Linked DNA regions of Mus musculus: region 1 is linked to region 2. The links are chromatin contacts, found by POLR2A ChIA-PET in ENCODE. All regions are on one chromosome and are shown on one strand. The core of a region is the stretch at or near the end of the contact, and the rest is flanking DNA. Distances in the headings are between cores, read along the strand shown.

Region 1 (4,354 bases), core at 1,732-4,231, 260 kb before region 2:
AAGCTCATTTTACCTAAAATGAGAATTCTTAAAGGAGTTGAGCTCTCAACCTGGGTAGGTGAGCCATTCCCTGGTCTAGGCTCTGGCTATGTAAGGATGGAATCTGGAGATGAGCACATGGGACTTCAAAATCCCAATTCCCTGCAACTTCCTAAGACAGAAAAATCAACTCTCTACGTTAGCAGTTAGCATCTACCTGCTGGTTAAGAAGATACTGCAGTAGCCATGTTTCTGAAGACAACAGGCACCTTAGTCAGGAACTGCCCTCTTCTGCCCCCTTGAGCATTAGGCAGATAATTACATACTATAGCTCAAGGGGGAAGAGCTGGACCTTCAGAGAAAGAGAAGGGGCTACATAGCCTCTAAGGAGTTGTGAGATCAAGCCAACGTCATCTTTCAAGAGCCAGCACAGTGCAGGTAGGCCTGGGGTGAGGGAATAAATCATAGAGTGGGGTAGGTCAGTGGTGGGGGCTGTGCTGATTATATATTTTTTTCTTAATTTTAAGGGGTTTAGTGGCTTTAATTCTCTGTCTTTCTCTCGGTCTCTGTCTCTTGTGGTTTTGGTCCTAATGAGCTATTTCATGTCTTGCATTTTTCTGTGTGTATGTACATTTTGTATGCGCACGTGTGTAGTATGTGTGTGTGTGTCCACATACACGTGAGCATATGGAGACTAGAGGTACAATAGCAAGTGTCTTACTCTCTCTCTCTCTCTCTCTCTCTCTCTCTCTCTCTCTCTCTCTCACTGTAGAATCACTTACTGAACTTAGAGCTCACTGAACCTAGAGTTCACTGATTTGCCTACCACGCTCCAGGGCTCCTCCTGCCTCCCACTGCTCTCTGAGCTGGGATTACAGGTTTGCACTGCTACACCCGATTTATAACATGGGGGATGGGGATTGGCTTTTACTTGGATGCTGGGTATCTGAACTCAGGTCTCTAAGTTTGTGTTGCAGGGACTTTACTGACTAAGCCATCTCCTCAGTCCCCTCCCCCCTGTATTCTCCATGATCTGTCCTTTGAAGCTTTAACCTGCAGAGAGTACAGAGGAAGCTAATGTTTAGAGACAGTGAAGCTCCCTGGTAGCACAGCCTTGATGCCTAAATCAGCCAATCCAGAGCCCTGAACCATCTCCTTTATCACACCTTAACACATCAGGTCAGTGTGCCCTAAACCATCCCAGGCCACAGGAATTGGACAGCTAGGAATCACCCATACAACCCAGAGCCTGCTGATGCCATTGCCACTATTCAGTCCTAAGCTGTCCCTGCCCTCTCCTGTTCCTGCCAGAGAACAGACCCAGTCAAACACCTCTCCCTTTACCCCACTGCTTCCTGTTTCTTGAATCTGTCACAAGAAATTTCTTAGTGATAATTGTTTCCAAGCTTGCTCTCTCACCGACTCATAGGAATCCTGGTGTTTTGTTTTGTTTTGTTTTTTTCTATCTGAACACTCCCCTGGGTTATGATTGGGTACTCTGGGTGAGAACCCCAGGAGAAAGAGAGGGTGCATTGCTACTGAGGCTCTGAGAGGCAGAGAAAGCAGCATCCTATGGAGACAGGATGTGCAGGACCCAGAGGAAAAGATCAGAAATGTATACAGTCCAGAAGGCTGGAAAATGTGCAGCTGCCCTGCAAGTCTGCAGGGATCAAACCCCAGTCTGAAGGAAGGGCCTGGTTTAAAAAGACCCACCTATGTGTCAAAGTAGGGTTTTACACCTGTCTCCTGGAGATCTTCTATCTGCATGCTGTACTGTGCTTTTACTGGGTATTATCCAAGAAGGCTTGGAAATCTATAGCATGAATACAGTGTGTTTTTCATTTGGAATCTTATAGATGTATTACACATATTGCTCCTTAGCCCTGTAGAGTGTGCCAGCGGTCATATTCTTCCACCTTTAAGGGGGTTCTGGGGACTGAACTTAGTCAGGCTTGTGCCACAAGCACCTTCACCTGCTGAGTCATCTATCCATCTTTGAAAACTTTCTTAAGAAAGTGTTAGTCATTAGGAAGGAAGCAGAACTAATGGTAAACTTTCCATGACTCAGTGACTCAGGGAAAACTGCTCAGCGTACTCCATTTTTGGAAGGAGAGAGAAACAAATTATGTAATATTACAACAATGAATACTTAAATCCTGTTCTCTAGCGGCTGCTGGCAGAAGTGACTGGGGACTCAGAGGAAGGCCAAAGCCATCCTCATAGAGGTTTCTATTTTCCCTATTCATTTGCTCCTTGGAGTATTGTGAATCCCAGGGCCATTAGGGGAAAACCTGTGCAGACCAGCAGGGCAGGCTCTGACAATCCCAAGACAATCTCTCTCTCTCTCTCTCTCTCTCTCTCTCTCTCTCTCTCTCTCTCTCTCTCTCTCTCTCTCTCCTCTCTCTCGTCCCTGTGTCAAATGCATCCCTTTGTCTCCGAGTCATCTTTCCTTACAGAGCTACTGACTCTCAAGTCTGTTGTAGACTGTTGTAGCCACAGATTCGATGGCTGGATGAGAGACAGGGATGCCTCCTGCTCGTCCTGGAAATTTCATTACTGACTTGTCTGGCTCCCAAGGGAGGGCTTTCAAGCAAGCTTGGGCTGGTCCAGAGTTTCTGAATTTGAGGCTGGTTGCCTCTAGGTGGCAGCAATGTCCCATTTTCTGCCGCCACTGCTGCTCGGATTCGTTTCTCTCCCACCCTGTTAATTTGAGAAACTAGTGCTCAAGGGACTCTTCCAAGAGATCTTTCTTCTGTGCCCAGGCAGACTCGAGGCTTCTTGTGGTTTGCTGCCCGAGTGGAGACCCACATTTTTCGGAGTCAGCAAAGGGTGGGAAGACAGGCTAGTTGGAAAGAGAAGAGATGGAGCGACTTAGGGAAGAACGGAAGCAAGTGAGGTGGTGGCGAGGAAGGAGCCCCTGCAGGCATCAGTCGCTGACATGGCCTTTGTAGAGGGGCCACTGCGGGTGGGAGCTGCAACGCCTCGCAGAAGCTCCTGGGCTCCCCTTGGTTCATTGCCCAGGGTATAAAACCACAGAGGGAAGCAAGGAGAACTTTACTCTCAATCATGACCTGACGCCAGGCTGCCACACAGGGGCTACTGTGGCTCATTGCAGTTCTTAGATGGCTTCAGGGACAGAGCATAGAACTCTGTGTGACCCTGTGAAAGCCCCCTTCTCACAGGATCCCTTGGAACTTGGAGAGGATTTAGTAAAGTCTTATCCTCCATGCAAGATGTCAGACTAAGGGGGGAACAGGGTCGGTTGGGCTGTCGTCTGCCCCTGCATGCTGAAGATGTGGTAGCCATCTTCCTTAGCATTTTGGGAAGTTTCACTATCAAACGAACTCAAGACCTTAGTAAAACTGGGCTTGCCTAACACTTGTCACTTTAAGATTAGGAAATAGCTTTCTTATTACTTGCAACAATTACTTATTCACCCTGCCCCTTTTTCCTATTTCTAAGAGTAATGTCTCAATGTGTAGGCTAAGATGAGCAGCCGGTCCCCTGTCTCCATCCCTAAGCTGGGGTATTCAGTCCTGTCTCATGTCACACCCCTGTATACTGTATATCATATGCCCTCATGATTCCGATGCTGCCCACATAAGGATGTCCCCTCCAAAGCTCATGTCTAAATTTGGGTCCCTGTGTGACAGGCCTGAGGTGGTGATGTCATCAGTGGTTAGGGAACAGGAGGCATGTATATGTCTATGTTGTTGCTTGCAGCAGCCATGGTGTTCTTTTTCACACAGAGCCTCACTGTAGAGCCTTGACTGACTTGAAGCTTTCTGTGTATACCAGGCGGGCCTTGAATTTACAGTCATCTCCTGCTTCTGCCTCCTGAGGGCTGGGATTTGAGGAGTGAGCCACCACGTCCTGCCGCCAGGCCTCCGGAGTTCTTTTCAGAGCTCTGCACACAGGTGAGGCAGTACTATTGATTTCGCTGTAAAAAAGATTTCATGCAGAGCAGATATGTCTCCGAGCTGGGGTTTATAAGAGGAGGAAAGTATATGGCCCACTGGAATGTGAGTGTCTCAAGAGGGCGCTCGGGGGTGGGGGGGATAAAAGCTGGAGTGTAAATAGATAGATAGATAGATAGATAGATAGATAGATAGATAGATAGATAGATAAATGGAGCTCAGTTTTACTTTACAACGGCCATATCCAGAGTTTTGGTGGGTAGTGAGTTCCTGGAGGACATGAACAAGATTACAGCTGACAGGGTGACACCCTGAGTCCCAGGCTTGCATGGAAAATGAAGATGCTCTCACTGTTAGCAAAAGTTACTGGTTTGTGAGATTCTCAGGAAACCTCTGGGAAAGGAGAAACGTCATACTAAGGTCATAGGTTCTCAGCCTTAAGCATGGTTTATTGCTAC
Region 2 (5,041 bases), core at 1,056-3,555:
CCTGTCTGTGTGTTAGAATAAAAGGCTGAGGGATGGCAGGCTGTCAGCTGCTCTGACATCATGTTCAGATGGAAATGCTACCTCCAGCTGTGCTCCTTTAATGCCATATGCTACTCCTCTACACTCCTGCCACCAGCTTTTTCTTAGGAGAACTTTTCTCTTCTGTTAGTATAAACAAAATACTTCAAAGTCTTCCTTTTTCCCCCCAAACTTTCTAACAGAAGAAATTGAAAAGCTCAGCATATGGAGTCCTACTGTATTTATGGAATCGCAACACTTCTGCCTCAAGTTGGTGGACTGGCTTACATATGACAGCACACTCGAGCTCGGTGCTATTCAGGAAACCCACATTCACTTTTATTCAACTCCAACGTCTAGTTTCAAAGGCAGCTTAGGGATATTTTTAAACCAACCCATTTGACATCTCTAGTCCCATTTCAACATTATTACAGCATGTTTTTCCCCCTTCCCCTGCGGAGATAATGGCAGACATCTCCGAAATGTTGGCAGACTTATTAAGAACTATTACTTCAGCGTGGTTCACCTTATTGTTTTACTCTTACCTAAGCAATTTATCTGGATCTACCTCTCAGGAAAATAGTTCACACTGCCACCGTTAGTGCAAATTTCCACTTTCAGCATCAACAAACTCAAACTGCACTTCTGAAATACTGGAAAGTATTTTAGTTCAATGAGGCAAATTAATAAACTGACAAAACCTGCTACAGTCACTTAGAATGGTTGTTTGACCACACAGCTTGTCTTCCTGCTCAGAAAAGTCACTTTTGTCTTGCCCTTGGTCTCTATAACTTTGGGGAAAGGGGTTGTGATCACCAGGAGGGTTGGGAGGCCAAGTGTAGACTTTGGGAACTTTTTTTGGCTACAGTTTGTGGATCTTTTCTAATGGCTGATGTAATGTTAATGTAACCGGGGCTGGGTCGCTGGGTGCCCTGCAAGGTGCTGCGACATCTATGAATATCAGACACATCTCCACCGACCCTTGGGAGGTTGGAGAGTAGAAAAAAGAAGTTGGGGCCTGAGGCACAAGCGTCCCAACCCAGGCGACAACCACTTAGGCTCGCTTAGAAAACAGAGGCAGGGAGCTAGAGAACAAAACCCCAACTGTGTTCTGCTCTCGCTCACGAGTCACAAACCTAACTTTCTCTAACTTCGCGGTGAATGACACAATTCTGAACTCGTTCGGGAGGCACTCTGTGCAGATAGACACATTACTTCCCTGCCACACACACACCCTCTTTTCCACAGATGCCCTCGCCCCATTCCACTATATCCGACATTAATCACCCAGTTTACCCAGTGGGGTGGTGGTGGGGGTGAGTGACAGTTTAATGAGTCCCAAGCACCGCAATGGCCCGAAGACATCCACTCCACGGATCGACCCGTCCACCGCTACCGCGGACCCTCGGAGGTTCTGTGAGGTTAGGGGGTTTGTTTTTCAGAGGTGGGGGCAGGGTGCCCCGGGTGTGTGTGTGAGGTTCAGGGGTGGGAGAGGAGATGCAAATCTTCCCGCAGTTCGCGGTGCATAAAGCACTTCAGGGAAAGAGGAAGGGTGAAACCACGGGGAAGAAGGTGCAGGGCAGAGAGCCGGTGCAGCAGGAAAGCACCTTCCACAACGGCCGAGAAAACAGACCCCGGTCGCGGCAACAACAAAAGAAAAGTCGCAAGAAGCGGCGCGGCGACCGCTCCCCCGTCGCCGCCGCCGCGCGCCAGCCCCCGGGGCCTCCCGGCAACCGCAACCCGGGCGCCGCGCCCTCCCCCTCCCCCGGCCCTGCAGCTGCACCGGCCCCGGAGCCGCGGCCGTCCCGGGCGCTGCAGCTGCGGCGGCCCGGCCCCCTCCCCCGCCCGCCCGCCCGCCCTCCGCACCGGGAGGCGCCGCCGCAGCTGCACCGAGTCCGCCCCGCGCCGCAGCTGCACCGGCCGGGGAGCGCGGCCAGGCGAGGCGAGGCGAGCCCGCACCGCCTGCCCTCCGCCACACTAACTAACTCCGCCCGGCGGGAGCCCACGGTCGGCAGCGGGGCAGGGCGGGCGCGGGGACTCACACGGAGCGGCCCGAGTCGCCGCGTCCCCGCCGCGTCCTCCTCCTCCTCCTCCTCTGCCGCCGCCGCCGCCGCTGGACTTGTGGGCGTCCTCCGCCGGCCCCCGCCCGCCCGCCGGCCCCGGCCCGGGCCCCGCGCGCCCCCGCCGCCCCCCGCCCGCGCTGGCAGCCTGAGGCGCGCGGCCGAGCCACAGGGCCCCACTCTTTCAACGGCTCCCCATGGCAGCAGCCCAGCGGCGGCCGCAGCCTGCCAGACGCACGGGCGGGAGCGGGCGGGCGGGCGGGCGAGCGCGGCGCCGGGCCGGGGGGCGGGGCGGGCGGGGCGCGGGCGGGGGGCGGACGACGCACACGCACGCACGCGGCGGCGCGGCCCAGATGTGGCCCCGCCCGACCGGGCCGCCCCTTGCCGGCCGCTCAGCGATTGAGCGAAAGCGGCGGGCCCCGGTCTCTGGCCCGCCCCCGGCCTCGGTGGCGCCCAGTAGAAGCGCGGTGTTCCGGGAGGGCGGAGAAGCGGCGGGACTGACGGGGCAGCTCGACCAATAGGAGTGGCGGTCAGGAGCTGCCGCTTGCGCGCGCCAATCGCAGACGGCGACTGTTGGGTGGGCGTGGTCTTCTCGGGGAGGGGCGGAGCTCGCGGACCGCGGCGGCGGCGGCGGCGGCAGTAGCGGCGGCAGTGGCTCCCCTCTGGGTGACTTGGCCGTGAGAAAGTGAAAGGAGCCCGCAGGCGGCGGCGACAGCTGCGCGGGGAGGGGCCTGCTTCCCGGCTGGAGACAAGCGCGCTCTGGGGGTGTGGAGCGAGCGAGTCCGCGTGCACCGCGACGGCCATAAGTATACTTTTTCTCGGGGCAGGTGTCCCGGGGAGGCCGAGCGCGCGGGGCCGCAGCTGGCCAGGGCCAGCCTGGGGCCGCTGGGTCTGGCCCTCCTGCGGTGCTCGCCCAGGCCCCGTTCTCCTCAGGGACGCGCCGCCTCCGGCCTGCCGAGTCGGTCGCCAGGTGCATGCGAGCTACAAGCTCCTAGCGGCTGTGAGAGGCGCCTTTCCCCGGCGTCCTCTGTTCAAGTTGCAGCTGCGTTTCTTTTCACGATCCCCGCGTCCCGTCTGTACTCTCCGTGACAAGCAAAGACACTGCCCCGAGACCAGTCTTAGACCTTTCCAGTGAGATTGATACTTGTAGACGCTTTAGTCTGTTCCTTAATTGGTGCGTAAGGAGCCACGGCTTTGTAAGGAAGGGAGAGACCTTATTTTGTGTTGCACCTCTCTCCCTTCAGATAAACTTCTTCCTTACCTGTTCTTTGTGCCTAACCAGCAAAGAGGAAATGTAGAAAATTTCTGCCCTCAAGATAATGGAAGGCAAGAATAACACACAAGTAAAAAGTTGAGTAACAAGCAGGGGAGAGAATGATTCAAGACAATAAGAAAAGTGCATAGCGAGGAAGTCAACACACTAGTAATTGTCTAAATGAAATGTGTTTACTGTTTGCTATGTGAACGCTGACTGGCAAGCCTGGTTGCTAACCAACTCACCAGGAAACCTTGCAGCTGAGCAAAATCTGCTTTCTCTTTCTTCCAGGACAAACTAGTAAAGAAGTTGAAAGTAATTGTGTGGGCAAATCAGACATATTGAATTGCTAATGAACACACATACTACGCCAAGTTCCCAAAACTTTGATATTCTGTTGGAAACAGTAATGGTTTCTACTCTTTCCTCAAATCTCTTAAATCCTCATGATGGATGGGGGCGGGGGGGGGGGGGGAGGGCGGGGGGGGGAGGGCGGGCCTCAGGGGCATCCTCAGATTCAACCCGAATTTCTTACCCCCCCCCCCCCCGTGCTTCCCAGAAGAAAGACCCACTCTCAATTTGTTTAGACATTTTGGGAGTTTACAGGTGGTGTTTGTTGTAGTTTGATTTGGCTGTTTGAGACAGGGTCTCTGCATTAGATGGTCCTTACTGTTCTGGAACTCACATGTAGACTAAGCTGGCCTTGAACTCACACAGATCTGCCAGCCTCTGCCTCCCAAGGGCTGGGATTAAAGGCTTGAGCCACCTCATGTGCCTACCAGTATTCTAGATGAATGAAATACTTAAAAAAAAAAAAAAAAGAAAGAAAAAGAAAGAAACATAAAAAGAAATCTATATGTTTCATGGAGAATTCAAGAGGATAAAAGGAAAAAGATGTTTATATTTATAAAGCCATGTTTCACCAATTAAAAGCTAACAATAAGGGGTTAACAAACCTCTTGATAAATAGATATAAAGTACCTGCTAATGTCAGGATATCAAATCATAAATTTGTAAGAAAACTGGGATTCAGATTATCCATCAAAACTTAGACTCAGTTTTATGGCATCCAGAACGAAATCACAGCTCTAACAACGGTTTTACACAGTGTACCTGCTAGCAGAGCTAACAGTCCCAGAGACAGACAGAAGACACTGGTGGGTCGAAAGTCATAAATATGGCTTGCTCTATTTTGGGGCTGTTTTCCCTGTGAGCCATAACTAGTATCCATTTTGAGAACAGAAAAGTATGTCCAGGATATACAGATTAAATGAATATTTAAGGAAGCCAGTCTGTCACCTCTCACTGCTATGAGAGTTATATCCAAGGTCCCTGGTGCAATTGTATTTTCTCTCCTCCCTCCCCCACCCCAACTTCATTTAAACTCTACCTTTGGTTCCAGTTGGAAAATCAACATACAAACACAAACAATAAAGTATGATTGGTATCAGAGGTGCTGTATACAGAAGGGCTACTATTTCTATTCTCCATCCACTGGATCCAAGGAAGATAGAAGTCAGAGTGCAAATAACTCCCCTTGAGTATGTCTCTGGCCAGAGGTCTGCCCACTCCTATACAGCAGTTTAAACAAGGAGACTTGACAGAGTTCATTGTTGCTTTAAAGCTAATGAACTACTCTCAATGCCCACCTCACACACAATGAAAACAAATTCGGGGAAAACAAAAATCCCACCAATACTAACCTATT

Evidence for each region. ChIA-PET counts read pairs that join two places held with the same protein, here RNA polymerase II (POLR2A).
Region 1: POLR2A ChIA-PET joins it to region 2 with 17 read pairs in Patski. The contact joins the enhancer-like site here to the promoter of Zbtb18 in region 2. POLR2A ChIA-PET finds 5 or more read pairs at or near these places in 3 of 5 experiments (Patski and embryonic stem cell).

Annotation. Positions count from the first base shown.
Region 1 is chr1:177,701,305-177,705,658 of GRCm38, reverse strand. No RefSeq gene overlaps it. Among named protein-coding and RNA genes, the nearest start is that of 1700016C15Rik, 26 kb to the left of the region's middle. Within about 2 kb of position 2,981, at least 2 of the 3 ENCODE cell types and tissues checked have a DNase peak (open chromatin) inside an H3K27ac peak, as active enhancers do.
Region 2 is chr1:177,439,615-177,444,655 of GRCm38, reverse strand. Zbtb18 (zinc finger and BTB domain containing 18) reads right to left here and starts at 2,305. Exons shown (of 2, transcript NM_001355099.1): 1 at 2,061-2,305.